Linked DNA regions of Homo sapiens: region 2 is linked to region 1. A link is a loop called in an ENCODE intact Hi-C map of the cell type or tissue named here. Cell type or tissue: HepG2. All regions are shown on one strand. Links, peaks and the distances in the headings refer to the core of each region. The heading gives the core; the rest is flanking DNA. Region 1 has its middle 330 kb from the start of MZT1. Region 2 holds the start of LOC124903181 (a long non-coding RNA gene).

Region 1 (17,253 bases), core at 3,808-11,807:
AGAAATGTATGGAGTTGCTTCCAGGAAACAAGAAGAGAAATGCATTTGTAATGAAGCTTGCTGTTTCAGGAGGAAGGATGGTGGCAAGGGTAGAAGGACCTGGAGGAAATACACAAGCTTTGTGACTCCATGTGCTGCAATATGTGTTTCATGTTATGATGGGTTGTATTGTATCCTTCCCAAATTCATAGGTTGAAGTCCTAAACCCCAGCACATAAAAATATGGCATTATTTGGAGATAGGGTCTTTATAGGAATAATCAAGTTGAAATGAGGTCATTGGGGGGGGGTGGTCCCTAATCCAATATAACTGGTGACCTTATATAAAGGAGAATTTGAGATATGAAGACACATACAGGCTAATATGTAAATCAAGATGGCCATATGCAAGCCACAAAACAGATCCTTCCCTCATAGCCCTCAGAGGGAATCAACCCTACCAACACCATAATTTCAGACTCCTATCCTCCCGACTGTGAGACAATACATTTCTGTTCTGTTCTCGAAGATATCCAGTTTGTGGCACTTTGTTACACCTGCCCTTGCAAATAATACACGCGGCATGGCGATGTTAAACATTGCTCCAGCTGCACAAGATCTTTAGTAAAACCTACTTTCTGCATTCATTCTTTCAGTGCAACAGAATCATTTACTGGGAATGTAAAAAGCCTCTGAATTCCAGACATTGTGAACATGTGATAAAAAGAAAGAGTATACAAACTGATAGCCAAAAACTGAGTTATTCTGGTTTCTCCTTACCTCACATTGTACCATGATAAAATTCTACAATGGAAACAAAATTCTGCAGCTTTTCCCCATCTCTCTTCTTCCTTTCCACATCCTTGTTCCTTTTTTAAGTAACTATATATTTATGAAGTAAGGTATTGTAGAGAGAGTCTGGGTCTTAAAATCAGGCAGATGAGTATTTAAATCCCAGCTCTGCCACTGATAAGTTACTTAAATTCTCTGAGGCACAGTTTTATGATGTGTAAAACAGTGACAAAACTTTCTTTAAAAATCACTGTCATTAAATATAAGGAATAGCAAAAGGCTTAAAAACATTACAAGGAAGCAACCAGCCAAATCCAAAATATAGAATATGCTTCATGGTAAGTGGTCAGGTTTCCTTAACAAAAATCAATGGTACAAAAAGTGTAGAAGGGCACTTAAAGATTAAAGAGAGAGAGACATATCAGCCAGATGCTGAGTGCTATGGTCTGAATATTTGTGTTTCCCCAAAATCCATATTTTGAAATCCCAAACCCAAGCTGATGGTATTGTATTAGGAAGTGGCAGGGAGGCAGGTAGAAGTGATTAGATTATCTCCTACTCAATGGGATTGGTGTTCTTATAAAAAAGACCCAGAGAACTGCCTTGCCTCTTCTACCATGTGAAGACACAGCTAGAAGGCACAGCCTATGAGGAAGTTTACCTTCCTCAGACACCGAATATGCTAGCACCTTGATCTTGGACTGTGTGGGCTCCATAACCATAAGAAATAAATTTCTGTTGTTTATAAGTTACCCAGACTAAGGTGGTTTGTTATAGCAGCCTGAGGACAAAGATACCATGTATGAAACTTGTTTGGATCCTGATTTAAGCAAACTCTATTAGGCCATTTCTGTATTGCTATAGATAAGTACCTGAGACTGGGTAATTTATAAAGAAAAGAGGTTTCATTGGCTCATCATCCTGCAGGCTTTACAGGAAGCATGGTTCTGGTATCTGCTCGGCTTCCAGGGAGGTCTCAGGAAGTTTATAATCATGGCAGAAAGCAAAGGAGGAGCATGCACATCACATGGCAAATGCAGGAGCAAGAGAGAGAAAGAGAGAGAGAAGGATGGGAGGTATTCACACACTTTTAAACAATCAGATCTCATGAGAATTCACTATCATGAGGACAGCACCAAGGGGATGGTGTTAAACCACATATGAGAAATCTGCCCCCACGATGCATTCATCTCCCACCAGGCCCCACCTCCAACACTGGGAATTACATTTCAACATGAGACTTGGGTGGGGATAAATATCCAAACTACAACACAAACCAACTACAGAAGAATTTTTTAAAAAAATAACTGGGGAGATTTCAATATAAATAGATGGTAGGTAATATTAGTAACTTGTTTCTTTGGTTTGTCATGTGCAATAATGGCATTGTGGCTAATTTTTTCTAAACATCTTTATATGTTACAGACATATTAAGCATTTATGTGAAATGTCTGAGATTTGTGAAATATACTATAGGAAAAAAAGTGAAAGTATAGCTGTCCTTGAATCAGAAAGGGGATAATAATTATTGAAGCTGGGTGATGAATATCTGGGAGTTTATATTATTCTCTTTACCTTTGCATATATTTCAAATTTTCCATAACAAAACATTTTTTAACTATTTTAAGCATACACAGGAGAAACGCATTAAATGTAACTTTTCTTCCCCTTTCATAAATTTATATATATTTTGGAAACAGTAAATAGCCTTTCATTTCTATTAAAGAGAAAAATTTCCCCCCCCAAAAAATAAATTTTTGTTCAACATGTATTACTGTCACCCACTGAGTAACCAGCATGCCATTCAAAGTTTTTCAAATGCTTTAGCAAAATTTTCTCAAAACACACTTATATGGGAAAATGCAGCCTGAAAATAAGAAAGGTTGTCACCCACATATTAGAAATTTCAAACATTTTCTGCTCTAGATAAGGTAAAACAGAAGGTCTGAGGCATGCACACATGGAAGTCTCCTAGTTTCTTCTCTTATGAGAGAGAAACATGCCCAGGAAGTAAAGGGAGGGAACTCTAACTAAGCCCTGTGAGTGCCCCACCACTCAGGGGAAGAAAGGATTGTAGTGAGCCACACAGAAACAATAACAAAGACAAACCACTTTCCAAACTAGGATCTAGCAAAGAATATACTGTATTAGGAAAGGAATGAAAAGTCCCTGTGGCTGATGCCTGGAGTACATGACATTTGAAACTGCCAGTTCATTTTATAGCTTTAAAAGTTATACGTATTTAGTATAGAAAATTTAGAGAGATATACCCGGTTACAAAGAAGAAAGTAAAAGTCACCTATAATTTTATACCCTAGAAATAACCACGAGTAATGTTTTATGGATATTACTTTTAGCCCTTTTGTTTACTTATGTAGAGCTCAAATATATGGAACTATTTTCAATGAAATTAAGATTATACTACAGAAAACATTTATATATTGCAGTTAGCAAGTAATTTTAATGGCTGTATAATATTCTATTGTTAAAAATAATGTAGAACAGGGAGTAGAGAATGATGTGAACTTGAGCACATGATTACTTCCCCAATCACCAACCCCTCCCCCAATTCTAAAAACAATAATTTTAATAAGATAAAATGGGAGGACTGCATCAACATTGGGAACTAGAAAAGAGAGTCATGAACATGTCAGAAGCACCAAGGAACTTCTGCTAGGTAGATTAAGGAAGACCGACTAATGATGACTCATCACAGAAAGTTCAAGGTGGAGCCCCAAGGCCTCTCAAACACTCTGGGGCTAAGGAGGCATAGAAAATTTCCAGGTGAAAATCCTATGAGTAAGCAAAATTCCAGGAAAAATGCCAAGGTAGTGGAGGCAGTGGGATAATGAACAGATATTATGTGGCAATACCGAATGGAGCATCTCCAGAGGACATTTCTCAATAGCACCATTGTTCGTGGTAAGTGAATACTTCACTTTTTCTCCTGCTTCTGTCAAGTAATTGATCACGAATTAGCTTTGAGATTTCTGCTTAAAGGCAGGTGTCCATCTGTATCCAAACAAATCAAGAAACCCAACAATAATTCTCCCTATTTCCAGAGATAATCTCATGCTTGGTCACAATGCTCACTATTTAAGAGAAGAAATAAGTGGAAAATAGATATAGATAGTAGGGCCTGTAAAAGAAATCTTTAACTGGAGTCAACAAGGTCAGAGGCAGAAAACATTTTTATAACATTTAGTGCAGGCAAAGTATTTCAGATACAAGCTGGAAGAAACATTGTTTCTACAAAAATAAAGATGCAAATTGAGACAGTAAGTCAAAGGACAGAGATGAAAGAGAACCAACTAATTGATGAGCAGAAGTGCAAAGGCAGGCATGTGAGATCAGGAATGATTTGAAATGAAACAGGTAATAATGGAATGTCAATACTTAATTCATTAAAATTTCTAGTGTTTAATAAGCTCCAGAGAACAAAATGAACTGTGTGAAAGTCAAATACAGAGTTTGGCCTTGAAAAAACCTCCCAGAATACAGTGGAAAAGAAAAACCAATGACAATTATTAGATAGAAGATTGAGAACAGACAATCACAACCCTACATACAGGTAATTTGTGTTTCTCAAGACTGCTACAGATGAAAAACAATCCATATCCAAAAGAGATAACAGACAAAAACACACCTAAACTGAAGAAAATCCTGCATCAAGAATAGAAATAATGTGTCCTGCACTAGAAAAATAGTCACTAGAAAGAACTAATAATTATAAATAGCCTGGTAGAATTATTGAATTTCACACTGACCATAAGCATCTTTGCAACGGTATGTGCATGTAGAGGATAACTGAGTTTTGAGGAGTTGGGATCCAGGATTTAGAGATTTACCAAAGTTTATTCACATGTAACGCAGCAAGACTGTCTCAGATACCAACGACTCGGTAAGTATTCCACCTGAGATCTCGCCCCGTGAGAAGTAACTACAACATTTCTCCAGCCAACTAAGAAATAATTCAGAATAATAACCTCAATAAGAAAGTCACTTATGGAAGGACTGCCACTGAGCAATGAATCTTCAGAAATGGTCCCTGTAAGGTCCTCCTTGCTCAGCCTCACAACATCACCACTTCCCAGTTTTCCACACACTCTCTTTTGCTGCCTCTACCTCCACCTGAACTTTCAATGTTGGAATTCCTTGGGATTTGTTCTTGGTCCTCATATGTTTACCTGTTGTCCTATACAATAGCACCCTTTCTGGTAGCTCAAAAGACCATGTATATACTTATGACTGTCAGTTTATATCTCCAGGGAACTCTAGACTCACCCATCCAGCTGCTATTTGACATCTCAGCTCAGATATCTCATACACATCTCAAACTTAACATGTCCCAACAAAATTTTCTTCAATGTTGTTCCACTTCATGTAGTCTTCCCTAACTCAGCAAAAAGCACCACAAAGTTGCTAGACCAGAAGCCTAGGAGATATCCTTTAGTCCTCTCCTTCCTTCAAACCTCCATATTCAATCTACCAACCAAACTTTTCTATTCTATATGCAAAATATACATCTTGAAACTTTCCAGTTCTCTCCCTCTCCAGGGCAATTATTCTAATCCAATCCCCTATCGTCTGTCACCCCGACTACCCCAACAGCTTCCTAGCTGATCTCCCTACTTCTACCTTAAAGAGCTCTTAATATGTTCTCTATGCTGCTGTCAAAAAATATGTTTTAAAACCCAAATTGGATAATTTCATTTCCCTGCTTCATATTCTTCTGTGGCTTTCATTGCATTACACATAACATTAAAACCCATAAGCAAAGCTTATGTGCCCTATAAGATCTGGTACCATCTCTGCTCCACCACAGCTGATGCCTCCCTATGTCATTGCTCACCAGGCTCCAGCTTCTGCAACTCTGAACATTTCCAGAGCATGCTAGGTTCTGTTCCCACGTTAGGACACATAGATGGAATATGTAGTTTTTGTATCCATTATTCTCTGCCACCCAAGCTCTGCACGGCTGCCTTCTTCTCAGCCACCTCCTCCACTGCCATTTCCTATCCCAATACACCGTTTTTTCCTTCAGTGGCCTTACCACCAAATTGTTTGGATTATTCTGTAATTATTTTGATTATTCATCTTTTCTTTGTTTTCTGCCTGTCTCTGCCATAAAAATAAAAGCTTCCTGAGGACAAAGTCTATGCCTTTTTCACCATTTTATCCCCAGGAATTTAGCACATTGGAGAGGTCAATGCATATATATTAAAATATATTGAATGAATGGATGGGTGTTGAAAATGTACTTGCAAACAGAATACTTAGATTTATAGTAAAACAGCTTATGATTCAATAATCCCACTACTACTGGGTACATATCCAGAGGAAATGAGAACAGTATGCCAAAGAGATATCTGTGCTCCCACGTTCATTACAGCATTATTCACAATAGCCAAGATATGAAATCAACCTAAGCCCATCAGTGAACAAATGGACAAAGAAAACATAGTGTGTATGTGTGTGTGTGTGTGTGTATATATATATATATATATATAGTATGTATGTGTGTGTAGGTATATATACATATATAGTGTGTGTGTGTAGGTGTGTGTGTATATATATACACATAGTTTGTACGTGTGTGTATTGCATATTTATAGACACACATATACACATATACTATGTATATGTGTGTGAGTATATACATATATATGTATATATATATCTATCTACAATGGAAGATTATATACCCTTAAAAAAGAATAAAATCCTGTTATTTGTGATGCCATGGATAAATCCAGAGTATATTACATAAAGTGAAATAAGTCATGCACAGAAAGACAAATACTGCATGATCTCACTCATTAGTGGAATCTTAAAAAACTGAACTGATGGAAGCATAGAATAGAATAGTAGTTACCTGGGGCTGGGTTGAGAAGGAGAGTAGGGTGAAATGCTCAAAGGATACAAAATTTCAATTAGATAGGAGGAATACGCTGAAGATGTCTCTTGTACACCATTGTGACTATTGTTAATAACAATGTTTTCTATTCTTGGAAATTGCTGAGAGTAAATTTTAAGTGTTCTCGCCACAAAAACGATAAGTATGTAAGGTAATGCATATGTTAATTAGCTTATTTTAGGCTTCTACAATGTATACATATATTAAACCATCATATTGTACATGATAAATATATAAAGTCAAAATTTTTGATGAAAATAAATTACCAAAGCTGACTCAAAGTGTTATCCAATCTAACAACTATGGAATGTAAGAAAGTAGAACTACCAAACAGCTACCCCTGAAAATGACACGGGGCCCATATTTTTTTAATAGACAAACTTTACTGATTATCCATTTGAAAGACAAATCATTCCTACAGATGCTTTAAAAGGTATTTTCAAAAGCATTAAAGAAATGAAAAATATCACCATTCATTTTACAGTATTAACATTACTAAAGAAAGAAAATTTCAAGGAAAGAAAACTGTAGAGCAAATTCATTTAGGACTGAAATACAAAGCATCCTTAAACAAACAAACAAAATGAATCCATAACAGTATTCTTAAAGGTTAGCAAACACCGTGACCAAATAAAGATCATTTTAAGAATGTAAAGATAGTTTGCTCTTATTATATAATCATCTCATTAGATACCCAGAAGGTATTTAATAAGATTCTTAAAAAATTCAAAATAATAAATTCTGAGTAAAATAAGAATAGGACAGCAGTTTCTTTTTTAACTGTTGTTTTAAGTTCAGGGATACACATGCAGGTTTGTTGCATGGGTAAGCTTGTGTCATGGGAATTTGTTGTACAGATTATTTCATCACCCAAGTATTAAGCCTAGTACCCATTAGTTATTTTTCCTGATCCTCTCCCTCCTCCCACCCTCCACTCTCCAAAAGACCCCAGTGTGTATTGTTCTTCTGTACGTACGACAACAGTTTCTTACCATGCCTTAACATCTATCACAAAACAACATTCAGGATCTTGTTGAATGATAGGGAGTAGACTCATCCCTATAAAAATCTGAATACAGGCCACGCCTGTTGTCCCAGCACTTTCGGAGGTCTAGGCGGGCAGATTACTTTAGGTCAGGAGTTCGAGAGCAATCTGCCAACATGGGGAAACCCGGTCTCTACTAAAAAAAAAAAAAAAAAAAAAAAAATTAGCTGGGCATGGTGGCTGCGCCTGCAGCCCCAAATACTCAGGAGACTAAGGCACAAAAATTGCTTGAACCCAGGAGATGGAGGTTGCAGTGAGCCAAGATCGTTTCACTGCACCCCAGCTTGAGCGACAGAGCATGGCTGTATCAAAAAAAGAGAATCTGAATACAAGGATGCCTGTCAACATCATTCTGAAAGTACAATTGGTGAAATCATTAAACAGGGAAAAATATTAATATTATAGATGAGGTAGCAAACCTATTATTATTGTCTACCTAGACACCACAAAAGGGAACAAATGAAATTTGACTACAACTATTAGGGAAGTTCAAAACTATGACTAGTTACAGAATTAACATAACACGATTCAATTCCTTTCCTAGATAATAATAACTGTCGAAAATCTAGAAATGGGAAATTATCTTATTCATAATACAACCAAAAATATAAAATGCCTGGGAGAAAATATTAATGATACATGGCATCTTTATAAAGAAAACTACAAAACTTTACAGAGGAACATAAAAGAAGATGTGAATAAATTGAGACATCATGTCTCTGGATATAAAGCCTTAACAGAGATTTTAGTTATGTCAAAATTAATGTATGAATGTAACAAAATCATATACAATTTAGCATAGTAGTTAAATGTACAGTCTTAGGAGATGAGATGTTGGGCAAGTTACTTAACCTCTTTGAACTGTTTTCTCAGCTTAGAAATAGTCAGGAAAGAATATCTGTCTGGTAGAATTGCTGCAGAGATTTAATAAAGCAGTACATACAAAGCCTTTAGCACTGTGTCTGCCCTCTAGTTAGGATTAATAACATTTGCTATTTTAAATTACTATTATTTCACGCTGAGTCAGGGGTTTAAACATTTTCTGTAAAGATATAGGTAGTAAATATTTTAAGCTTTGCAGGCCATATAATCTTTTTCTCATATTTTTCTTTTCTGTTTGATTGTTTAAAACCCTTTAAAAGTGTAAAAACAATTATTAACTTGGGTCTGTATAAAAAACAGGCCACGGGTCAGATTTGGCCTGTGGGCTATTGTTTGCTGACCTATGTTCCAACCAAGTAAAAGAAATTTAATATCACTAATAACCAGAGAAATGCAAATTAAATACAAATTATCAGATGGGGAAGGTTTTTCAAATATCATAGTGTTTATAAAGATATGTGGACATGGGCACTCACACACTATTGGTGAGTTTATGACTGGTAGCCGGTTCTTATGGAGACATTCTTATATCCTTGAATAAGGATGTTTATCATGAGTTTATTTGTAACGTTGAAAAATCAATAACACTTAAATGTCTAACAACAGAGGATTGGTTAATTAAATTACAGTTCCTCTATACAATAGAATAACATTCAAGTATTAAAAATAATGACAGATCTTATACAATCTTTCTAAATTGGAAAACAGAAGATTAAAATAGTCTTATCAATAACTCATCATACAAGAGAGCTGGTGGACGAGTTAGGTTAAGTAACTCCATATTCAGGAAACACATCTGAGGATGATTCAATGTCTCTCAACAAGGCTGGGCACTGCCTTCAGTGGATACAACAGAAGGAAAAACCCAACCTCAAGTAACCATGACAATCCACCAGGAGCAAGCTCCTTCATCTTTAGGAATGTCTCTTTTCAAAATCTTTTTTAAATGTGGTCCAATGTAATAGATTTTTCAGATTTCCTTGTTATTCTTAAAGACTTTCCAGTCTATCCAAGGCTTTTGAAAAATGTGTAGCATTCATGGAATAGTATTTCTGTTTTCTGGGAAGGATCATCACTTTTTCTATTTTTTTACATATAGTGTACACTCTGAACTTTGGATAGGTTTTTTTTTAAGGCTAGGAAAACTGAAACATACAAAATTCATCATCACCTATTTTAGTAGCCACCTATTTTAGTAACCTCATTGACTTTGTGGCATAACCTCTTGAGACTACATAGGTTTTCTACTCCTGTAATGTTCCAAAATCTTTATTCCACAATCTGTACCCAGCTGCTCAGACGCCCACACTTTAGAATCTAGCCCACATATTTAAATGTCTAGTGAGTTCATGTCATTGCAGATAAGTAGTGTGTTACTTCTCCAAGGTAACCAATAAGATGTTTAACTGTCAGCCTCCAGGGACAATGACTGACCTGCAGCAGTGTCTTTGTCCAGTAATTAGGTTTGAGGAAATTTGGCAGGCTGGTTGAGTGGGATAACTAAAAAGCCTTTAATGTGAGGTGCCTATATGGAAAGCTTCATTCCGAGGAAATCTGCACCCAGGTATTGTCAGTGTATTTCCTTCTTTCAGCTCCCAACCTTTGCTGGTTTTGGTTTTAGTTTTTTTGTTTGTTTGTCTTTTCTGAGAGTTCCTGACATCTTTCCCCACCTCCCCACTGCCCAGTGTAACCGAGGAGAAAACAGAGACACCTGGGCACCCGGGGAGTTGTTTTGTATTGTTTTGTTTATCTCTACCTATTTAAAGTACTGAATGCAGTGGAGGTTTATATAAGCACCCCTTATGATTCAAAACATAAAAACTTGATGCTAATGCAAGCATAGAGGTGGAGAAATCCAGGTAGGGTGATGGTAGCTTTACCAAAAAAGAAAAAAAAATTAATGTGAAATGAGCAAACATAAGTGGTCAAGCTACAAGACCTTGGGTATAATTCTTTGATGAGCAATTCTATGCATGACCTTCAGAGGAAACTTACCTATTTCATGATTTGTTGACAGGCTGGTGTTTGACATTTTGACTAAAGGACCTAGTTACATTGTGAAAAGAGGAAGATACCCTTTAGGTAAGGAATATAAACAAATGTCTTCAACCCAGACATTTTTGAAAGAGCTCAAGAGACTCCCACTAAAGTGCATGGGTACTTTTGAAAAAAGATATTTTAGAACCTATGAGCTTGCTGTTAAATTATTTTTTCAGACTTATACAGAAAAATATAGTGGATACAATTTGATCATTTAATCCAAGAATTAGAAAAGCACAGCTATTGTAAAGGAAGAGACTGGAGAAATAAAAAGGCAAGAAGAGTATGAATGAAATGTTTAAGCTTCAACCTATTTTTTTCAAATATGTAGATCCCTTGAAATTTCTGATCAAGAATAAAGATAACATACAGGGAGATTAATGTTTCTACTTATCTTTACCATAAGGGACATTCGGAATGTTCTTCCTTCTAAGGTACTGTTTAAGAAAAAAATAGAATATTTGACAGAGATTGAAATCTCCAAGGAGAAAGTTATAAAACATCTCGAGAAAACTCAGCCTCACTAGAACAGAAGGAGTGGATGACATTTAGCAATTAACTCTGAGAAAATAAAAAAATGTGCAATACAAAAATGCTGATAGGTTTTGCATAAAACAGAGTAATCTATTTTGGCCTTGAACAGCTGTTAACAGTTCCTTCAAAGTCACTAACTAGCATTCAGCTGAAAATTCCTTTCTATCATCTATGTGCCTACTATGGAAAAAAAAAAAGGCGGGGGAGGGGAAGGAAAGGTGAGTTTCCTGTTGTACAGAGATTTGTTAAAGGAGAGAAAAAGATTTTATTTTTAGTATGCCAAGTTTTAATAAAGGATCTTTGTAGTCATGCCTTTGGAGGTTTCTTCTCCAATGGTAAATTCACTTGCTGGATAATTCTATTCAGTACATAATCCTTCTTTTTGAATCATCAGGTCCTGCAAGATGAACATCCTGGACATTTATGAATGAGATGCTCTAATGGGCATCTTAAATTCTCTTACTAAATATTTTATCTTATATAAAAGGAAATTCATTAAAAGTATGTTAGGCATTCTTTTATTAGAATAATGTTGGATGGTTGATATCAAGGAAGGGCTATACTTTAAATCATTTAAATTTTTGTATTGCTCTTTGCAAGCCAAAAGTTATTATCAACAAGCTGAGGGTTCCATTTAATCACAAGTAAATATAGTACAGCAACTACAAATATCTCAAAGAAATGTCAAGCTGAAGACAGAGGCCCACAAAAAGTTCATGATTGTGAAAAGTTAACATACTCTAAAGAAGGTTTTAAAGTTATTTTGGCAAAAAACATTCTATTGATGAAATAAAAACATTTTTTCAGCACGCGGCTTTGTGAATATTGCTGACAGGGTTAATTACATATTTTAATAATCAAATGTGTGCTTGTTGCCTGTAAATATGAATTAAAGCACATATTTACATGTATAATCAATGTAAATTAATCCTTATTTTCTTCTATGGTTAGATTACCAACTGCATAGAGTTATAGGCCGGGCACGGTGGCTCATACCTGTAATCCCAGCACTTTGGGAGGCTGAGTTGGGTGGATCATCTGAGGTCAGAAGTTCAAAACCAGCCTGACCAATATGGTGAAACCCCAGCTTTACTAAAAACACAAAAATTAGCCAGGTGTGGTGGCGCGTTCCTCTACTCCCAGCTCCTCAGGAGGTTGAGGTGGGAGAATTGCTGGAACCCAGGAGGCTGAGGTTGCAGTGAGCCGAGATTGTGCCACTGCACTCCAGCCTGGACAATAGAGCAAGACTCCATCTCAAAAAAAAAAAAAAAAAAAAACCTTAAAAAGAGTAAATCATGGGCTTTTGTAAGGCATAAAGCTAAAAAAGAGTGTTTTAATAAATGATCTATATCAGATCATTCTCGTCTCCAGTCCATGCAATTTCCACCTATTCAAAATTTCCACTCTATTCTCCACCTGGCTATCTTTCAAAACTATCTCAAGTTCACCCTCCAATCCACAATGATCTCTCCTATCTATGAACCAAGGTCACCTAACTTCACAGCACTCATTTGGCAATTAGTCATTTGGCGAAAATATCACCTGTGGTATTTCTTTAATTGGTATTATTTAATATCTATACCTATCAATCCATCTATCTATATCTCCTTCTTTCTCTCTTCCCCTCTCTGGGTCCTTCTTTACTCTCTCTCTCCCTCTGTCTCTCTTCTTTACCTTTTAAACTATGTTTTAAGCTTTATGGGAGCAAGTATCAGATAAAGTAAGATGTATGACTCACTATTTCATTACATATAACACTGTCTTGCATACAGTAAGTGCTCAATAGAAGTTTCTTGATTTAAGAAGTGAGTTTTAAAAATCTACCCCTATAATGGAGGCCTGGCAGGTGTCTGCTGAGACTTAATTAAACTGATGAGCTAAGATTTGAAAGATGGAAAGTGGTAGGTAGCTAGACAGTAGGGTTTAGCAAGGCTTGGCAATCTTACAGAGGTGTCGTGCCAAATCCTCATTCATCCACTGCCTCCCAAGGTCGGATACATGGCAACTACTTTGGGAGAGGGGAGCATGGCAGATTCTCACAAATAATTCACCTACCTGCCCTAACAGAGCCCACTGTGATATGAAAAGGTTCTGATGAGTTTCTCAGGACAGAAATGCCAAGGACATGAAGGACAAAAGTTCGCAGGCCTTCAATTCACAGAATGACCAGGGAAGAGGAAAAATTTGGACATTTCTTCCTAAACACCTGAGTTCCTTTTACCATCCAAGCACGCGAAAGCCACAGTCTTAATTATCAGTTAAGAAACACAGTTTTACTTGACAACCAGATGAGAGAAAGATAAGGCACTTGAGGGAAGAGTTTCTGAGAGAAATTTGGTAGCCCACAAACTTAATTCTTCCTTCACATTTTATCTGTGACATCAAAACCACACCAATAGTATCTTTTTTTCATTTCACCACTACACAACCTATGCATGTAACAAACATACACTTATATCCCATAAATTTATGCAAATAAAAGAATCTTAGATCTAAAAAGCAAAAGACATTTTAAAAAGTTTAGAGCAAGTTTTGCCCCCAAAATAGCAAATAGAATAAAGAGAAACAGGATTGGCAGTGGAAAGATAAAATCTTCCAAGAAACCTTTAATTCTTCTTGATTCAGCTCTGGAATATATTTATCCTTTGCATGATGCTCAAAGTTGTAGAAATGGAAAACCTGACTGAAAGATTTACTAGTAATTTAGTCACCAAAGGTACTTAGTCCAGTTAAAAAAAAAAAACCAGTAAAATACCAGAAATTCCTCTATGTTAACCTTCCAGAATACTAAGTAGGTTCTAGTGGAAAATCTTGAATCAAATGCTTGTAGGTTTTAATATAAGCTCAAAATCATTGCAACCCACTCTCATTTTCTGAGAAGGAAGGAAAAGAATCAAAACTATGATTTTGGAAAAATGACAATTGGATGTAGGAATATGTAGAATTATATATAAAAATTATATAATTTTTGCTCATGACTTCTTTGAAAATAAAAAATGCATTTACCAATATATTTAACATAGAATTTCAAAGGATCCAAAGACCCATATTTGTGAAACCCATAAAAGTCCATAAACCTCAGATAAAAAAATCCCTGTTGCAGATGGAAATACCAGCTGCATGGGGGCTCATGGGAAGACCACTGAAATTCTACAGACACATGGTACCTTTCCTAGTCAAAGACCCAACTGTGATGACATAGTTATTGGAAATGCTTTGAATGCAGTAAATTTACTTTGAGTCAATATAAGTGCAGCAGACAGACTAATGCCCCACCCCGCCACAAAGATGTCCACATCCTAACCCCTGGAACTTGTTCATATGCTCTTACATGGCAAAGGAGGATTAAGGTTACAGAGAGAATTCAAGTTACTAATCAGTTGACTTTGAGATAAAGATATTATCCTGGATTATTTGAGTAGATCAAATGTAATCACAAGGGTTCTTATAAGTGAAAGATGGAGGCAAGAGAGTCAGTCAGAGTGATGCAATGTGAAAAAGAATGGACTGGCCATTGCTGGCTTTGAAGATGAAAGAAAATCACAAGTCAAGGAATGCAGGTGGCCTCCAGAATCTGGGAGAGGTAAGGAAATGAAATCCCCCATCAAGCCTCCAATGAGAATATAGCCCTGCCAACATCTTCACTGTATCAGTCCATTCTTACACTGCTATGAAGGAATACCTGAGACTGCGTAATTCATAAAGGAAAGGGGTTCAATTGACTCACTGTTCTGCAGGGCTGGGGAGGCCTCAGAAAACACAATCATGGCAGAAGAGGAAGCAAACACATCCTTCTTTACGTAGCAGCAGGAAAGGGGAGAATGAGTGAAGGGAAGGAAAGCCCCTTATAAAACTATCAGATCTCATGAGAACTCACTCACTGTCACAAGAACAGCATGAGGGTAACTGCCCCCATGATTCAATCACCTCCCATCAGGTTCCTCCCACGACACATAAGGATTATGAGAACTACAATTCAAAATGAGATTTGGGTGGGGACATAGCCAAACCACATCATTCACTTAAGCTTAGTGAGATCCATTTCAGACTTCTCCCCTTCAGAACTGTAAGATCATAAATTTGTGTTGTTTTATGCCAATAGTTTGTGGTAATTTCTTACGGCAGCAAGAGGAAACTAATACAATAGGCAAGAAGAACAGAAGTAGAAAGTTGTCCTTTTTCTGCTAGCCTGGCAAGCCAGAGGGATTGGTATACTGAGCAGAGCAGCTCAACATTCCAGAACTATAGGAGGTTTTGATCTGAAACCTGTTCCTCATAAAGAAAAAGTACAAAATAAGTCAATAAGGAAATAAATATATCCAAGATAAATTGATAACACTTTGATAAGCACTTATTATGCATTCACAGGCTGCAATTCAAGGAAAAGCATGCAAGATCAATGTAGGTGGGTAAGTCCCTCCCTGAAATCCAGAAAGAAGGCTTGGCCTGAAAGCGTCTTTTTGATGGCAGAAAAGAAAATGCATCTTTAGCTACAGTCTTTCACAAATCCATACATCAACTGATTTTCTATCAAAAAAATAGTTCTATAGGTATGACTATAGTTACAATCAGAACAGCTGGCCTTACAAAAGAATGTATTTCTCATAAACTAAGATAAAAATCCTAGAAGTGTTTTCTGTATCACTCAGCTCATTTTTCTTCACACATTAGTCTCCGTACCCTTCCTTTATCTTTGCAAAACTCAACTTGACATTGGTACCTACATCAGTAAGTACTAATAAGCAAGCAAAAACATATTTCTTTCCCAAAAATCCATAGACAAACATTCAGTGTCAAGGACAGATTTTTTTTTTCCTATAAGTTTTGAGGACCACCTACAACAGCCATGACAGCTGTGCTAATCGAAAAAGCAAACGAGGCCACAAAGGACTGTTCTTTGACCATGTAATCAATTTTCCACTCAATGCATTGTTCATTCTTGGAGACTTTAATGCCAGAATTGATTTTAACAGCCATTATAGAAATACTTAAGTCAAAGGGCTTGCAACCTTTTTTAGCATGACCAATGGAATTTTTAAAATAGATATGTGAATAAATCATTGAGTATGATTCATATACTCTTTTAAAAAGGTTCTTTGAGTCACTGTCCAGACACATTCTTTACAAGTAGTCAAGTGGACTAAGTAAAATCCCATACTGAGAAATAGTGCATTAGCTCCATTTATGCTTATAAAATTATGTTTGAAACCATTTTCAAACCATTTGTATACCATTTTCAGCAGCTCCCAGAAAAGCCAATAGATAATCAGGTAGCATATAATAGATGACCACTATTCAACATGAAACCTGAAGGAGTCGAGTAAGCAGTCATGATGACAAAAGTGTGACGTCAATTTGTAGTCAAGACAGATATTGAAGACCCCAGAAATGAAGAGAGATAATAAAGAGATAGCTAATTGCTGCTCAAGGTTACTAGGTTAGAAGTTGCTCCACATGAAATAAAATGTTGATAGAATTAGTTAAATTCCTATATGTATTTCTCAAAAATTCAAAGAACAAGATAAACTAAAATCCTTTGCTTATTCATATATTTTTTGATAAGAGTTACTTGGGGCATTCCATGTCTGGAAACAGAAATGCACATAAAATGAAGTCTAAGCCATAATTAACATAAAGAACAAGCAATCTATTTAAAAAGGATGCAGATTTACAGATATTTAATGTGTGGAAGCTTTTCATAACTGATAGTAGAGCTTTAGTTTGTACTACCATAGTAGATAAATTTCTGATAAACTAGTATCTGTTTAAATCATAACAAAAATGGGATTGCCCAATAAGAAATTGTCCACAATTTTATAATTAGATTGAGTTTATGTTTGACTGAACTAGTATAGAATCCAAGTCACTGGATTGGAAGATTGATAGGTAAATGTCATTATTAGATTCCCCCCTCAATATTACTATCTTACATTCACCCGCTTCCAAAAGACTTTAGATTCCCCACTCTGAAGCACATCTAGGCTCAAACATTTTCATCATAGGGCGTATGCCTGGAGTTTAACAAGTAATTATTGTTCATTGAGTGAATAGTGTTGTTACAGTAT
Region 2 (17,253 bases), core at 5,112-13,111, 150 kb after region 1:
TCCTGGGCGCTAACACTTCGCCACTTTCATTCTCTGGCTGCACACAGGCTGTGCAGACTCAGGGAATCTTTCCAGGGCAGCCGTATGAGAGGGAAAGCTGTTACCCCTCCAAGATTTCATAGTGACAGGAGGCAACTCCACTAGGATTCCTGATCAAGCCACCAGGTCTGGTGGGAACTGCTTTTTCCACTAAGATTTCTGGGCTTGTTTACATGCGTTTTATTCAGAGCTACAGTAATCTGTTCACAAGAGACAGAAATCCTGGTAAATCAATCCTTAAAGCTTGTTGACATTTGTCCACTTGGCAGATCATAAAAGCCCCTTGAAAATCACAGGAGTAAATGTGTAAACCGCTTTACCAAATTATATGATGTAAACGCCAAGTGAAAGAGTTCTGCAGGATAAGATCGCTGAATTGTGACTGTCTTCCGAATGTAACTTTATTTTGGTCTTGGGTTACATGTGAGGTGTTGCCAAAATCAACTGAAAGAGAGACAAAGACATATGAATTCAGCCCAAAAGCTGGCTTTTAAGTTCTCTGTCTTCAAAAAGACTGGAGATTCTTTATGAGATGTAGTTTTGCATAAACAGTCTTTGTTAACAAAAGTTTTCCCCAAATATCAGTTAAATTTTAACTAGTTCCCTGTAAATGTTATGTGAGTGCCAGAAATAACCTCGGCATTTTTGAAGAAAAAAGTAGAACTAGAGAAAACTTCGTGGCATAAACACACAGATAAAATACACACTGCAGTCATTGGTGGCAATCAGACCATAGGGGCCTGAGAGTTCATGATTACTGGAAACTCTTTCCCAAGATTATATCCAGAGAGATTTCTCAGAAGACTTGAAGAGGAATGTCATAGAATAATCATGCATGAAAGCAGTTACAAGTGCTCAGTCTTTGTAACAGCACAGGTAAATCTGCACCTGAAGCTGTTATGTCTGAATTGAGGTTTATTCCAGCCTCTTTGAGAAATCAGGTCCAAAGTTTAAAAGCCCTTTTTACATATCATAATCATCTCTATAGATTCCATTTTAAACCTTTTACCTCCATGGCCTAACAATTGCTTATATCTGAATCTTCCACAGAGACGACATATTAGTTTCCCTACATCTCTCTAATTTTACGCAATGTACTGAATATTTCACTGGAAGTGAGAAGTGAGACCCAAAGAGGAAAGCAGGGGAAAGGTGGTAGGGGAAGGAGAGGGAGGAAAAATGGAAATACATTTTACAGTGTATAGCTAGGTAAGGAATTCTGTTAATATTGATGTATAACAGTAAAGCTAATGGTGAGGAATAGCTCCAGGTCTCCAGGTGATCAAAAGCCCTTCATATGTGGAAAGCTCTTGTGGACTGGAATGTGAGATCTTCCGATGGCAGGAGCCTGGGCGGGGCTTCTGACGATCCCCTCTTTACTGGGGTGAGGGTTATAAACGTTCTTAGGCAGTACATTTAGACATCCTGGAGGAGATACTAAGGGTTCATAAGACCTGAGGCTCTGTTCTCCTACAATTTATGGACTGCAGGAACATGTCTCAACACCACAGAATCTTACACTGATGAGGGACCTTATGGGGGAAGCAGTTCAATATCCTATTGAATACATACATCCCCTTCCCAGCATCTTCACTCAAGCCCCATTCAGCCCATATTGTGGAGGTGGGGAACGCCCTTTGCCCAAAGCAGTCCTTTTTGTCTTGGATGGCTCGAACTCTCCTAAATCTATTTTTTTCTGAAATAATCATTGTATTTTCTACTTAATGGACTTCGTTCTATTTCCTCAAGAAATTGAAGAACAAATGCAATTCCTCTCCTTGCTAAAATGTAAAGCAGCTGACAGGGCTCTGTAACCAGCCGTCATGTATTACTTTGGTAGGTTTTTCTTTGTCATTCTTCTCCATGAAGGAGAAGAGGGAACGGTATGCATGTAGGGGACAGAAGGGGACAGTATGCATGTGGGGGACATGTATGCATGTATGCACATAAGGGACATGTCGGGGACATGCATGCAGGGGGCATGTAGGCATTATGGGACATGTATGCATTAAAGAAGAGGGGACAGTATGCATGTAGGGGACAGAAAGAGGAGACAAAATACATGTAGCTGCCTTTACCTAGGCACCTTGGTTTGGGGACTCTGTGTCATGTCTCAGCAGTACCAAATCCCCATGGGTCTTTATGGAGAAGAACCCTTTGCAGGTTTCTAACATGTCAATTGTGCTACCTCTACTGACAGAAGAGATTTTTAATTTAGTCCAAATGATATGTTCCCTTACCCTCCATTCACTCCCCATGTTTGCAGGGTGCCAAATATGTGCCAGTTCAGTTATATGCTGAGTTCAGGAAAGTTTATGGTGATTAAGACACAACCCTTGTCTTCAAGGAGCTGACTGTCTAGAGCAAAATCTAGATGAGTTAACAGGCAGGTCTAGTACATCATAGGACCATAAGAGCTCATGGATAAGGCTCCAGTTCAGTCATGAGTAGTCCTAGAAGAACGGTTGTCTGAGAGGAGAACTAAGCAGCAGGCAAGCAAAAGGAGCAGTAGTAGAATGCCTCCCAAGGAAAGAGCCAAGCTTTGATAAAAGGCCAGAGACAGCAGAGAGTGTGATATATCACACATACTGTGTAGACAATAAGGTGGGTAGGAACAAGTGTTTACCAATATTATACAAATACATCTCTGCCTATAAGACATGTGTGTGGTGTTGTAGTCTACCCACAAGATTTTATGTATTAAATTGTGTGCTCTGTTTAAGTTATACTTGAATATTAAGGACTAAAATAAAATTCACTCATTCAGAGATCTGATCACTAAGATACAAAGAAGAATAAAGTGTTCTTGACTGTGAAACTCACAGTCCAGTGGAAACAATTTTTTTAAACTTGCATGTTGTCAGAAGCTGGTTATCTAGGTTTGTGAGATAGTTCTAAATGGTTTTGAGTAATTGGGTCAAGTAGATAGTCTTCTGAGACAGAAACCCAAAACAGAAGTCTCCAATAGAGGTCTGCTATGTTTTCTCTCCTCTTAATCAAAAATAGTAATTCCTATCCTTTAATGATAATTAAAAATCAAAATTCATTTTGATCAGTGATTAGCTCAATGACCATTTCTTATATTGGCCTTTCAGTCTCTACAGAGCTAAAAAAGATAAGGAGTTGAACTGGGTTGTGGGGGAGGCTGATGTGCATAGAGTGCAGAAATGGCAAGGAATAGGCTGTAAGAAGCTCTGTGAGAAAATTCTGAAAAGGAAGGAAGCCATCATTGGCAGTTAAGTGTTTACTAAGAAGGAAGGGCTAGTAATAAGGAAGTAAATTTGATTAAAGAAAATTATTCTGAATTCTACTTAAACTTCCGCCTGCTCCAATTCAAGGAATGTTTTCCTGAGATCCTCTTAATTCAAACCAAGGTTTCTCACCTTGGCACTATTGACATTTTGGGCTGGATAATTCTTTGTTTTGCAGGGTGGGAGAGGGAGCTGTCCTCTGCATTATAGGATATGTAACATCCATGGCCTCTAGCCACTAGATTCAAGTAGTACTCAAACGCATACATCAGTTTCAACAAACAAAAATGCTTCAAACGTAGCAGGATGTCCCAAGGGGGAGAAAATTAACCCACTTTGAGAATCAGTGATTTTAACTAACAGGGATAAGGAGCCAGAGCACAGTCAAAGAATTTAATGAGCTACTGAAGAGGATCCTTATTGCAAAAATTATTGTAATTCTACTATGGTAAATTACAAATGTTTTCTAAAAATTTTAACATGAATAATCTAGAGTCTGTTTGACACATACATGCGCACACACACATACGTGGATTTTTTCCTACCCATCTTTTTATTGCGTTAGTGCTAAAAAATAAGTTGTGCACTCTGTAATATAAGAATTAAATGGATTTCCAAATCAGCTTCCCGGGGCTTCAGAATAATTTCATGTTACCATATTAGTGCAGAAAAAAAAATGTATCTCATCAAAACTATTCCAGAAGCACCTCATTTTGATAGGAAAGTACTTTGTGATGATTACCTAATAGGCAGCATTTGTTGAAATGCTTTTAATAGACCTTTTTTATCACATGCAAAAGAATTTCAATGCTAGTTCAGTCTCCTGTTTCATTCTGTCATGAATCAATTTGTAGAGACATTTAGAAGTCAATAATCCGCTGCAGCTTTGATGACAGGTGATTAATTTCTACATTTTAGAGACGTAATAAGATTTAGCAATAAAAAGGCCTTGAAGTAACCTACCGAACAGCTTTAATCTCAGTCTTGGGACTGTTGCTAACATGAACGCTTGTACACAAATGTGAATGATTTAAGTTAGTAGGTTTTATTGCAGACTCCTTGTGTCTTCCTATTAATCTTGCTTTACAATCAGGCTATCCATGCAATCAATTTATGTTGGATATTTTTTCCCAACACAATGCTTGAAGGGAGGAGGGGGCTAACAAATTATTTACACGCAAAGAGTTTGTTCTACAAAAGAAGTCATTTTACGTGCTTATTGCTGAGGGGACGACTGATTTTACTGGTGTGGCAAGGAAAAAGAAAAAAGAAGTGAAGGTGGCCATCAAAAGATTCTGACGGATAAGTTCAAGGAATGGATGGTGATGAATGCTGAACCACAGCTAACACTTCCTTCCAAATAATCAGCTGCTCTCCCGTTCATAATGTCTTTCTTTTCATCCTTCTTATTCTGAAAATTGACAGAGGCCTCAAAGTAGTTTCTAATTCTTATCAAACGATTTCTATGAATGTAAGAGCTCATAAAAAGAGTGAGGTTAATCTAACCTGAAAAGAAGGGTTTCTCTTCTACTGCCACTGGGTAAACACCCCAATGTGGAAGGTTTTTTTTAAATAAATATATAAATCAAGGCAGATGAATTCAGTGTTCACATAATTCATCACTCCTGACCAACAAATGGAATGTTCTTAGGAAACACTAAGTATTCCTAAGGCACATGTTCCGGGTTCAGCTGACTTGTGCCTGTGCTTGTTAAATCTTGGGAGCTTGAGGTTTTGCTTTGTTCTGACATGTTTTTGATGTCAGCGGAGGATCATTGCTGAAAGTCTTCGTGGAAGTCATTTTTTCTTTCAGAAGAAAATGACGAAAGAAGAGATGGCTGCTTGACACACGTACAAAAACAAAGACAGCGTGCTTCTGGGGAAGATCCAAGAACAGGACATGGAGACAAAAATGAAAGACTTTTCAGGAGACCACCCAACAGAACAGAAACCAGACTCACCTCCCAGTGCTGTGCCCTCTCTTTCCCCAATCACCATGATCACGATTTTACTTTTCTCATTATTCTCCTTTTTTAAAGATTAGACATCTGTTATTATCCGTCATTATTTTCTCTTTTTTTAATTTAAATTTGGCATGCCTCCTATTAAAGTGTTTCTTAAAACAGTTCCTTCTTCCTTATTCCCTGAGTTAGGGCACCAAGCTAGGTATCTAACTAGGGAACCTTCACAGCTCGCCAAGTGGGCTTTGCTGCCTCCAGCCTTACCCTGACCACCCCCCATCTACCCTCAATGCTGCTGCCAGACTAACCTTCCCACAGGACTCCATGCTTGTCTGTTTGCCTTTTGTGTGTGTTCACACATTCCAGGAGCAAATCTGAGCAATTAACACATGCTGGGCACTGTGGTAGGAACTGGGAGTTTGAAGATGAAGACATGGTGTCTTAATTTAAATAGCTCGAAATCTATCCAGAGAGACAGACACATAAATAACTACCAGCGTGGTAAGTGCTATAAGAGTTCTGTGGGTATGTATTCACAAAAAGCAGTAGGTATCCAGCTGAAGCTGTTATTAATACCTCCTAAGAAGAAGACATCAGCCTGAAACCTGCCAAATTTTACCAGGAGGAGAGGGACTACCCAGACAGAGCAAGCAATTCAGTAAATACACGGAGTCATTCTTAAAATAGACAGATAGAAGATAGATGATAGATGATGATAGATAGATAGAGAGATGATAGATGATGATAGATAGATAGAGAGATGATAGATGGATGGATAGATAGATAGATAGATAGATAGATAGATAGATAGATAGATAGATGATAGATAGAGATAGATATAGAATATCTTATTGGTTTATTCCCTCTCTCTGTCTTCCTCTCTCATCCCATTTTATTCCTTATCTCTTGCAAATTTAGTGAAACACTACTCTCTCTGTTTGCTGCTTTCCCACTTACTCTCCAGTTACCACTTCACTGACACTGTTTCTCCACTTAGAAAGTAGGTAATCTCCTAGATGTCAAATCAAAAGTATCCTTTTCCATTCTTATCTTACTGAACTACTTTTGCATTTAAAACTTTGTGTGTGTGTGTGTGTGTGTGTGTGTGTGCCCTCATTTTTAAAACTCTACTTTCTTGGCTTTGACACACACTCAAGTTTTCTTATACACCTTCTTCTACCTCTGAGGCTCCTTTGTGGGCCTCTGCTTTTTTATCTACCTTTAAAAGTTGAGTTTATGAAGGATCTATTCTCATTGTATACACCTTCCTCCGGGGAGGGCAGAAATCATTCTTATGGTGATAAACAGTAGTCATCACCATTCTCCATCAGTCTCCAACCCAGGCCTCCCTCCTGAAGTAAGAATCATTTTATCCAACCACCTGGAGAATAGCTCATGATGTTGTATCTAACTATCTATAGAACATCTGTCAATGGGCCGCAACGTATTGTTTCTAAAGGGAAGGGAGGAAAGACAAAAATAAAAAATAGCTATAGGCATGTTTCATCTAGACTAATCAGATCCATTAGGCAGAAACTTGGTCTGTAAAGCAAGGAACACACTCAGAAGTTACACAGATGTTCCAATTAGATACACTGGTATATATATCTAACTATATATAGTGTGTGTCTATGTAATCTAGTCATAAATAATAATTTTATTTATTAGAGTATAGGATTAAACATGTCTGGAGCCCACTAAAATGAAACACAGTTTCTATAAAGACAAGGCTGTGGGTTCAGTTGGGGTGGGGGGAGTTGTTTTACTCTTTAAATGACAAGATCTTCTATTACTATGTTTTTTACTGCTCAAGAATCAAAAGATCCAAATTCATATCCTAAATTTGACTGTTATTCTTTCTACATAAAACTTTATTTTTTATTTCAGGATGTCCTCCGAGTTGCAGAAACTAAGTTGTAGATATATCACAAAAATTGACAATCCCATGAGTATTTGATCCCAACACAAAATATTCAGGATAACGCTTCACTTTCTCTCACTGGTCTTTCAACACTTCTTCTTGGCAAAAAAAAAAAAAAAAAAAAAAATTGCTTTAAAGATACACAGACGAACACACACACACATACACACAATTGATGATTATTATCACATCAATTTTAGAGGAAACAGAGGAACAGAGAAAATAAGTAATTTGCTCAAAGCTTGTCTGGATTCAGGTCAGTCCACCAGATGTCTCAGCTTTTACATAATTAAGAGAGAGAAAGAAAACAGAAGCTATAAACATGAGAATCTACATACACTAAATTTATTCTTCCTTGAGGTCCATCCTAAAATTACCTCTCCACTGCCCTCCACCCCTGACCTCAGCTCTAGGGGAAGATTTCTTCATTATTTCCCTACATTCAGTGTTCATTCCTAACCCCCAGTCCTTTGATCAATGTATTTCTACCACCCTCGAATGCCTTTTACCTTCTCTTCCCTGTCCAAATCCTTTCCTTCCTTCAAGCCTAACTATATCCTTGACTAGAAACTTCTTTGGCAATATGATAAATCTTACCATTTTTAGTTCTTTGTTCTTGAGTTATTTTCATGTATTCGATTCTTCCCCAGTACAGTGCAATTATCATGAAGACAAACAGCCATCTTATGTGTCTCTTCTTCTCCGTGACTTCATGGCTAGCTATATAATACATTATCAAAAAATACTTGTTTGAATGGATAACTAGATGGAGGACAGTAAGGAGTAGTAAAATAAATAAATAGAAATGGTAAGAAATAAAGAATCTTATATAAGTAAATATTGAACTTATGGGTTAAAGTATTTCAAAAGCTCATCACACACAGATAGAAATAGGCCTCTTCTAATAGTTTCAAAAGCTTCATAAAATAGTTTTTTTCCAATTATCCCAGCCTCCATGAAGTTGATGTAAATAAAGAAGAGAAGCTAACATTGATAGAGCACGTACTGTGTGCAAGGCCTCCATTGTGTACTTTGAAATACAATATCTCAGTCACACTGTACAACAGTCCTGCAAAGCATTATTACCCCACTTCTACAAGTGATAGAACTAACGTTCAGAGAGGGCAGTTAACATCCCCAAGATTAGACAGCCATCAAGTAGAGGAGCTGTACTTTGAACTCAGGTCCAAATGAATCCCCAGCCTATCTTTTTCTGTTAGTCTTTCTTTATACACTGTAAGGTAATGTTTGCATCCCTGGCTGTTCTGTAAAGCTAAATCAACACTAGCAATGCATTTCTAAATGTATGTGAAGAGCAGAAGGACCACATGGTTCTTGTACTTCCTCTGCTGGGTTAACCATTAACAATCAGCATCAACATCCATTCCAGTCTCTACAAATACCCAGAATCTCTGCACTCTGCACCTATCATTATATATGCCAAGGTCCCACTCTGGAAGGTAAACTTGCCAAAAACACATATATAATCCAGAGGTTACCCCTGCAGAGACACATTCTCCAATACTCAATATGCAAACATAAGAAAATAGACTTTTTCTGAAGTTGTTTTAATGAAGAGGGAGCGTTAGAAACCATGCTGAGGCAGCTTCCTGAAAAATCTTGGAAAGGGCCTCAGTCCTGTGAGCCACGGTTTCCTCAGCTGTGAAATGGGTATAATAACTAAAGGTCAATCAAAATAATTTTTAAAAGGCACCTGGAAAATAGTAGGTATTTAATAAATATTGTTTTACATACTCATTGACAGAAATATTCTTGATAGACATAATAAGAGTGCATAAAGAAGAAAACCAACACAAATTATTTGGTTGGTGTAAAAGAAATTGTGGTTTGGGCAGTACTGTCAATGGCAAAATTGCATTTACTTTTGAACCAACTATTTTAGACCATTCTCACACTGCTAAGAAAGACATACCCAAGGCTGGGTAATTTATAAAGGAAAGAGGTTTAATTGACTCACAGTTTAGCATAGCTGGGGAGGCCTCAGGAAACTTATAATCATGGTATAAGGGGAAGCAAACACTTCCTTCTTCACATGGTGGCAGAAAGGAGAAGTGCAGGGGAACTGCCCTTTATAAAACCATCAGATCTCATGAGACCTATTCACTATCAGGGGAAGAGCAAGGAAAAAACATGCCCCTATGATTCAATTACCTCCCACTGGGTTCCTCCCATGACACGTGGGGATTATGGGAGCTACAATTTAAGATGAGATTTGGGTGGGGACACAGGCAAACCATATCACCGACCTAATAGAATACAGACAAAATTTGACTAAGGTATAACTTTGACTGTTACTATAACAGATGAAAGGGCTGGGCATGGTGGCTCACACCTGTAATCTCAGCTACTCAGGATGATGAGGTGGGAGTATGTCTCAAGCCCAGGAGTTTGAGGCTGTAATGAGCTATGATCATGCCACTGCACTCCAGCCTGTGCCACAAAACAAGGCTCCTTCTCAAAAAAAAAAAAAAAAGAGAGAGAGATGAAAAAATCAGAACACGTATAAATATGATAGAATTATAGATTATCAAGAACTGTAAAGACAGAAAATTCTTAATTTGATGGGTATTGAAAGAATAAATTACTCGTTCCAACTTCTTACTTTTATTCTTCAATTATGTGCTGTCATAAATGTATCATGTACAGATGCAACATAGATAAGAGGCAAGGAAAATTATTTTAAAACATAACTAGCCTTATTGTCCACTCTTCCAATTTTTCCTGATTTTAGGTGCCAAAAACATATAACAAAGATGAAAACGCCACTAAGACAAAAGGATAATTGTTTGCTGTGTTAACTTCAAAGAGCTATTGCAGCACAGCAACATCTGTAATAAAACGACGGATGCCTGTTTTTTCACCAATGTCAAATCATCATAAAATACTGAGGAGATGGGAGGAATCAAATCTTGCAGTCCTTGAAATCTGATATGAAGTCTATAACCAACCCTGTGCAAGATGGGTAGCTTTTACAAGAGGACAAACACATTGTAAGGGAATGAATCAAAGCAAAGGATTAGATAATTGAAGAGGTGACAGCACATCAGATTGCAGGTGGCAGAGTGAGGTATGGAACAGGAGTTGCCTGCCCAGTAACACACAAGAAGAGTTACGACATTTATGCATTTTCATTTCTACAGGTGGGAACCTCAAATCATTCCATGGGCTAGCCTCTGAGTACCTCTAATCCAAGCCTGCCAAGGATCAGTTGATATACTCCTGTATCGTCAGAGATGGACCCAACATATTTCCAACAATATTTCTTTGGTCCTAACAAGACACATTTTAAGTCTAAATAACCTGTAAATTCAAACCTTATTTTCTATGGTTAAGATATATGCCCTTGCAGGCTCTATTATACACAGTCATAGATCCAGGAAACATTATTTGACCACCTACTCTGTGCCAGGCTGTGTAAGACAGTTCTTCTATGATTTCCCATTCAATCCTAACAGGCATGCTCTGCTGTGCATGCTGTTGTCTTTTTTAGTAGATGAAGAACTAAGAATCAAAAACATTAAGAGACTTACCCAAGATGATATACTTTAGAATGCTTTTCCCCACTAAAATAGCAAGTTTGATTGCCACTGCAGCATCAAAATACAGCAGGGCTAGAATATGCTTACATTGCACATGAGCTGAGAGCCCTAGAGCATGTGCCTTCTCTCTCCTCCCATGCCTCTGAATAAGGATCTCAAATGCTGGAAGTTCTCAGTCAACCCTGGCAGCTTTTGGTAACATTTTTCCCATGTTATTTCAGACAATGGATTTGTCCTTTTTAAAGACAAAATAGAATTTACTTTCCAACTTTATATTTTGCTATATTTTACAATATTTCAAGTTTTTCTTGTTCATTAGCAAATGAAATAACAGCATATGGCTAAAAGGCCTAAGGATAAGACTTCACCCCAAAGAAAGACAGCTAATCCTCAAAAAAAAAAAAAAGAATATTATCCCCTACTAACAGATCTCTATTCCAATTTTAAGTTATCTCCTTGACCTTAAAGATAATACTCTGTGGGAGTGAGAAACCTAAGACCACCGCTCTTCATAGCCAGTTGAGTTATGAATTTAAAATTTCCCACAAAATAGCAATAAATCCAGATCCAAAGACAGTTTAAGAAAGCTACAGAAAATGTTACTCTCTCATCCCAAAAGCTTTTCAGTCCTTAAAGAATTTAATTGTTTAAAATCTAAGGTCTTCATATAATCCAGCAATCCCACTACTGGATATATATCTACTCAAAGGAAAAGAAATTCATATATCAAAAAGATACCTGCACCCATATGTTTATTGCAGCACTATTCGCAATAGCAAAGATATGGAATCAACCTAAGTGTCCATCAAGAGATGATTGGATAAAGAAAATGTGTCATATATACACAATAGAATATTATTCAGCCATGAAAAACGAGTGAAATCATGTCTTTTGCAGCAACATGGATAGAACTGGTGGCCATTGCCTTAAGTGAAACCACTCAGAAACAGAAAGTCGAATACTGCATGTTCTCACTTGTAAGTGGGAGCTAAACAATGTGTACACATGGGCATAGAGTGTGGAATGATAGATATTGGAGACTTGAAAGGGTGGAAGCATGGGTTGGGTGTGAGAGATGAGAAATTATTTAATTGGTGCAATGAATTTTTTTTTTTTAGACGGTCTCACTCTGTCACCCAGGCTGGAGTGTAGTGGCACAAATCTCAGCTCACTGCAACCTCCACCTCCCGGGTTGAAGAGATTCTCCTGCCTCAGCCTCCCAAGTAGCTGGGATTACAGGCATGCACCACCATACCCAGCTAATTTTTGTATTTTTAGTGGAGATGGCGTTTCACCATCTGGGCCAGGCTGGTCTCGAACTCCTGATCTCAAGTGACCTGCCTGCCTCGGCCTCCCAAAGTGCTGGGATTACAGGCGTGAGCCACCACACCCAGCTAATGTGCCCAGCTAATGTTCATTATACTGGCTGGGCTGGGGGCAGTGGCTCACACCTGTAATCCCAGCACTTTGGGAGGCCGAGGCAGGCAGGTCACTTGAGATCAGGAGTTTGAGACCAGCCTGGCCCACATGGTGAAACCCCATCTCTACTAAAAATACAAAAATTAGCTGGGTGTGGTGGTGCATGCCTGTAATCCCAGCTACTTGGGGAGGCTGAGGCAGGAGAGTCGCTTGAACCCAGGAGGTGGAGGTTGCAGTGAGCCGAGATTTGTGCCACTATACTCCAGCCTGGGTGACAGAGTGAGACTGTCTAAAAAAAAAAAAAAAAAGAAGTTTATTGACCTCAAGAGGCATCTGGGAGCACCTCACTTAATCTTAAAAAGGCATCAAGGGAGCCCATCACTTAATCCTACTACAGATTTAATCTTAAAGACAAAGTGTTCCAAATTTTGGGTGGGATTCAATGGAGGAAGTCATGTTAAATGAGAACCAAATATTGAAATAAATAAGATAAAATTAGTACCCCTTCTAGCTCCAGTGGTGCAACCAAAGACCTGCCACACATAACTGGGCACTTTGTAGTCTCACCTAAAAAAATGTAAGATCCTTAACTGAGATATTTGAAAAACTCATGTCATATTTTCACTTCAGAAGAAACCTTATTCAACTTGTTCATCTTGGCTTCAGAACACATTTATCTAATAGTAAGTTCTTTTCAACTCATTTCATTCTGAAAGCCAGGTAGAAGTTGGCTGGAGTTAGGATAGTTTCTTCTTAGTCCTTAGGATTAATCTGGTCATTTGTCTGTTAGGAAAACATTCATTTCAATAGAACAGATTTCAGAACTTGATTTAACAACCCTAGAGCATGGCTGGAATTCCAAGATCCCTCTGGGGAAAAATGGGGCATTATAATAATAATTTCAGAAGACAAGAGTAAGTACTGTTTATCCATCACCTATGGGATGTTAGTGGGTGATAGTATTGAATAGATTCATGGTGCAGTGAAAATGGGCCAACTTTGAAGCCAGTCAATGAGTGACTTTTTCTCCGCTGTTTCCAGAGAATAGAACAAAATCTAACACATAGCAGGCCCTCAATACAAATCTGATATATGAACAAATTAATGGATCTGTTTCAACCTCTTCATTTTACATACAACACACAGAAGCTAAGAAATTTATCCTTGATTATTAGCAAAGTGAAACTCAGAATCTCTAGATTTTCTTCTTTGTCACATTGTGATGTTACCTGTTTTTAGTTTGTGGGTTTGCTTGTTTTGTTTTTAATGTTTAGGAAATTTAAGCCTGTATTGACTTACCTCACAGTGCCATAGCACAGAGCTTTCTAAATGTTTTGAATTACAGAAGTACCTGGTGTGTGTATTACAAATAAAGTTTCCCAGACTTCTACCTGGAGATTCTACTTCTGTATCTCTGACCAGGCAAGTCTGGGAAACATGGCCTAGCCATGTCTCTGGAGAAGAGGGCTCTCTGTTTGCTCACCACCAGCACACCTAGTTCAAGCCAGAGAGGAGAGGGTGAGGAGACACTCAGTCTGCTCCGCTGGATGCAGGAATATAGGATGCTTTGTTTATTACAGTGTCAAAGGACACTGAAGAGAGCACCAAGAGAGGTGATTTGAGGGCAGAAAGCACCTGGGAGATACAGCACTCACCTTTGATTCATTAATTAAATTTGCAGAAAGGCAGCTGCCCAAGAGGTCCTGCAGCTGCACATGCTTCCCTCCACCTTTTTATGAGAAAGAAACAAATGACCTCAGGGCAGATTGATGGAGGGTTTTTCTTCTTCCGGAAACTAAGCTTCAGCACCACTGGTCAGTATTCAGCCCTTTCTTTCTTTTCTTTCTTTCTTTTTCTTTCTTTCTTTCTTTCTTTCTTTCTTTCATTCTTTCTTTCTTTCCTTCTTTCTCCTTTTTTTTTTTTAACGGAGTTTTACTCTTGTTGCCCAGGCTGGCATGCAATGGCACAATCACGGCTCTTGCAATCTCTGCCTCCCGGATTCAAACAATTCTCCTGCCTCAGCCTCCCAGGTAGCTGGGATTACAGGCATGTGCCACCACGCCTGGCTAATTTTGTATTTTTAGTAGAGACGGGGTTTCTTCATGTTGGTCAACCTGGTCTCGAACTCCTGACCTCAAGTGATCCACACACCTCGATCTCCCAAAGTGCTGGGATTACAGGTGTGAGTCACCGCCCCCGGCCACATTCAGCCACTTCTATGTTCCATATCACTTACATGGCCATGTTTTCCTAACTACCATTGATCTGAAAAAGTTCCAATATAAATATTTATTTGCTGAACGAATGAATGAGGAGGGTTCTGCCTTCTATCATTAGCACTATTGTATACGAATTCATTTTGATAGCCCTTTTCTGGAGTCAATATCCTTTCCTTTCTGAGGTATGTATACTATAAACTGAATTATTGTGGACATTAGAAGAGAAAAACGAGAAGAAACAGTGACAAAATAGGAGGAAATACAGGATTTTGCATGCACAAATGCTAAAAGCCCTGAGAAAAACAAAATATCATGAGAAAAATTAAATCAGGCATTATAATTGCAATCTAGTCTCTATCAGTGAAGAAAGAGGTAGATGTAAAGCCAGCAGATGTACTTAAGAGGGATTATTACATTTTTATGAACTAAGCTAATGTAGTCCTGGATTGCAAATTCCATGAACACTATAATTGCTGAATGCAAGTTTCACAAGGGCAAAGTGGATGTCAGCCTGTCACATGGTGGACACTCAATAAATACTGGATGGATGAATGGATGGATGGATGGATGATCTTGGATATTTGAGAGAAGGACAAAGACATACCTGCAAATATTCTGAGCTCTTTCCATCTCCACAAGCCAAACTGTTTTAAGTCTCTGAAACCATGGTGAGATACAGAAGACAGGACCTACAAGGTGGAAGTCAGTATTCCTTTTCATAAAATCAACAATTCCTTTTCATAAAATCAACAAGCCCTATGAGGGCTGCTGTAGCAAAGTGCCAGAAACTGGGTGACTTAAACAACAGAAATGTACTGTCTCACAGTTCTGGAGATGAGAAGTCTGAGATCAAGCTGTTGGCAGGGTTGGTTCCTTATAAGGGCTATGAGGAAGACTCTGTCTGATGTCTCTTTCCTCTTCTGGTGGCTTGCTGACAATCTTTGGCCTTCCTTGGCTTATATACACATCACCCAATCTCTGAGTTTTCATATGGTGCTTTCCGTGTGTGTGTGTGTGTGTGTGTGTGTGTCCACCTTTCCCCTTTTTTATAAGGACACAAGTCATATTGGATTAGGGCCCACCCTAAAAGACCTGATTATAGCTTGATTACCTTTGTAAAGACCCTATCTGAGGTTCTGAGAATTAGAACTTCAATGTGTGAGTTGGGGTGAAGGGGACATAAATCCACCCATAGCAACCAGTTACCAAAATAAGTGCCACACAGAATGCATAGCATCTGCAACAAAAAAAAAAAGTAAATTATTGTTTAAGCTTTTCACTGAAGGGGAGAGGATATCCCAGTAACAAAGAGATAGTAAATAAAAATTAATACAAATAACTCATTGTTACTTAGCCATTTCTAAAATGCAATTCAAACTCTCTTCATTTAATTGCTCTCTATTAGTTTAGTGAGTGTACTTTTTAAGAATTTAAACACACAGCTCTAGTGTAAAAATATTTATAAGAGCCTTAGTAGCTTTACTTCCCATATCACTTCCCTCTCATCTTCTTTTATATTTAACAACTAAATTCCTCCAACACAGTGGTTTTTAAGAAGCTAGCCACCATGGTTGGAAAATAAATATCACATATAGTATTGCATATGTTTTGGAGAGATGTCAATCCAAAATAAATGGAAAGTTCTGGCTTTTGAAAAGATAATGTTCTAAGAAAATTTACTTATCCAAACAGTTCATTTCCTGACGATGATGAACAACTGAGATTGTGCTATTTATAGAAGTGGTTTAACTGGATATATACAAACGACAAAGTTCAGCTCATTTTATGTGAGAAAAAGTACCTTTATGAAGAATAAAAAGGAAAATACTAAAATAATATCCAACAAATCTTCTTAAAACTTAGATATTCTGTATAAGTCACATCCATTGGGAGTCCGGTAAACATCAAGAGGAAAAGATCAAATTCACTGTTAAAGTAACAGTCATAGCATTTGGCATTTTTGCTCTACGAAAGGGGCATCGAACATATCCTCTGAGCACACTAGACTTGAAAAAGAGAAAATTAAGGGGGCTAAATGTTAAGTCCTACAGTTAGAAAGCTCAAGAGAAATATAGTTACAATCACACAGGCACAGATTCTAAAGGGGAAAACAGACTCTAAATGTGAAGAAGCTTTAGGGAAAAAACTTATTTCACTGTCCAACAATTATAATTCTTCCTGAAGGGAAGGAAAGAAGTTTAAATCAAGAAGCCTTTGATATAAAAATCAAGAATTCATGTGTATTTACACGAATAAATAGAATTCTATAGATAGATAACCAGACAAAGGATTGTACTGAAACAGAAAATACTCCTTGACCCCTTCTTGGTCCTCACAACAGAGGTGCCTCACTTATCAGCCAGCAGCTCCCTACCCCTCGTGGGAGGAGGAGAATGCAGGTGAGCAGATGCAGGAGCCAGAGCAAGCACTTGTGGGTGCCAGCAGGAGCACAACTCCATGCAGCCCCACAGCAGCATCTAGGGAGTTACCCACGACCCCTGAAGCCCCAGAGGACATGTGTTACAGTGTGGTCTTTTAGCTTTGCTCTCTGTAGACAGCTTAAGTGTTAACAGCTCAGTGGAGGGTCAGTGTGACAGCCTTTTGCACCCACACCCGAGTCCTTATCTGGCATCCAGGAGGAATGAGGTTGCATGAACAAATTAAAGGATGATGAATGCAAAGGATTTTATTGCCAATGAAAATGGCTCTCAGTGGGAAGGGGAGCTGGAAGGGGGATGGAGCAGGAAGATGATCCTCCCCTGGAGTCCCGTGAGGGACTCTTCTCCAAAGTCCTGATGTCAAGTCGTCCCCCTGAAGTCAAGCTGCTTCTCTCTGATGTCCAGCTGCTTCATGTCTTCTCTCTTTCTATGCCTTCTGCCAGTT

What was found. Hi-C counts contacts between places; a loop is a spot of excess contacts. Peaks named below come from ENCODE experiments on the same cell type or tissue, not always from the same donor. Only the 100,000 strongest peaks of a DNase experiment are listed, where the experiment ranks them.
Region 2: a loop joins it to region 1, with 1.8 times the contacts of the local background. A loop is called at or near these places in 1 of 110 quality-filtered maps.

What each region holds. Positions count from the first base shown.
Region 1 is chr13:72,387,539-72,404,791 of GRCh38, forward strand. No RefSeq gene overlaps it. Among named protein-coding and RNA genes, the nearest start is that of MZT1, 330 kb to the right of the region's middle. In HepG2, for the core only: no CTCF peak of the experiment used is centred there; no DNase peak of the experiment used is centred there.
Region 2 is chr13:72,536,862-72,554,114 of GRCh38, forward strand. LOC124903181 (a long non-coding RNA gene) reads right to left here and starts at 7,887. Exons shown (of 2, transcript XR_007063820.1): 1 at 7,770-7,887; 2 at 4,313-5,166. In HepG2, for the core only: no CTCF peak of the experiment used is centred there; a DNase peak (open chromatin) is centred at 8,470.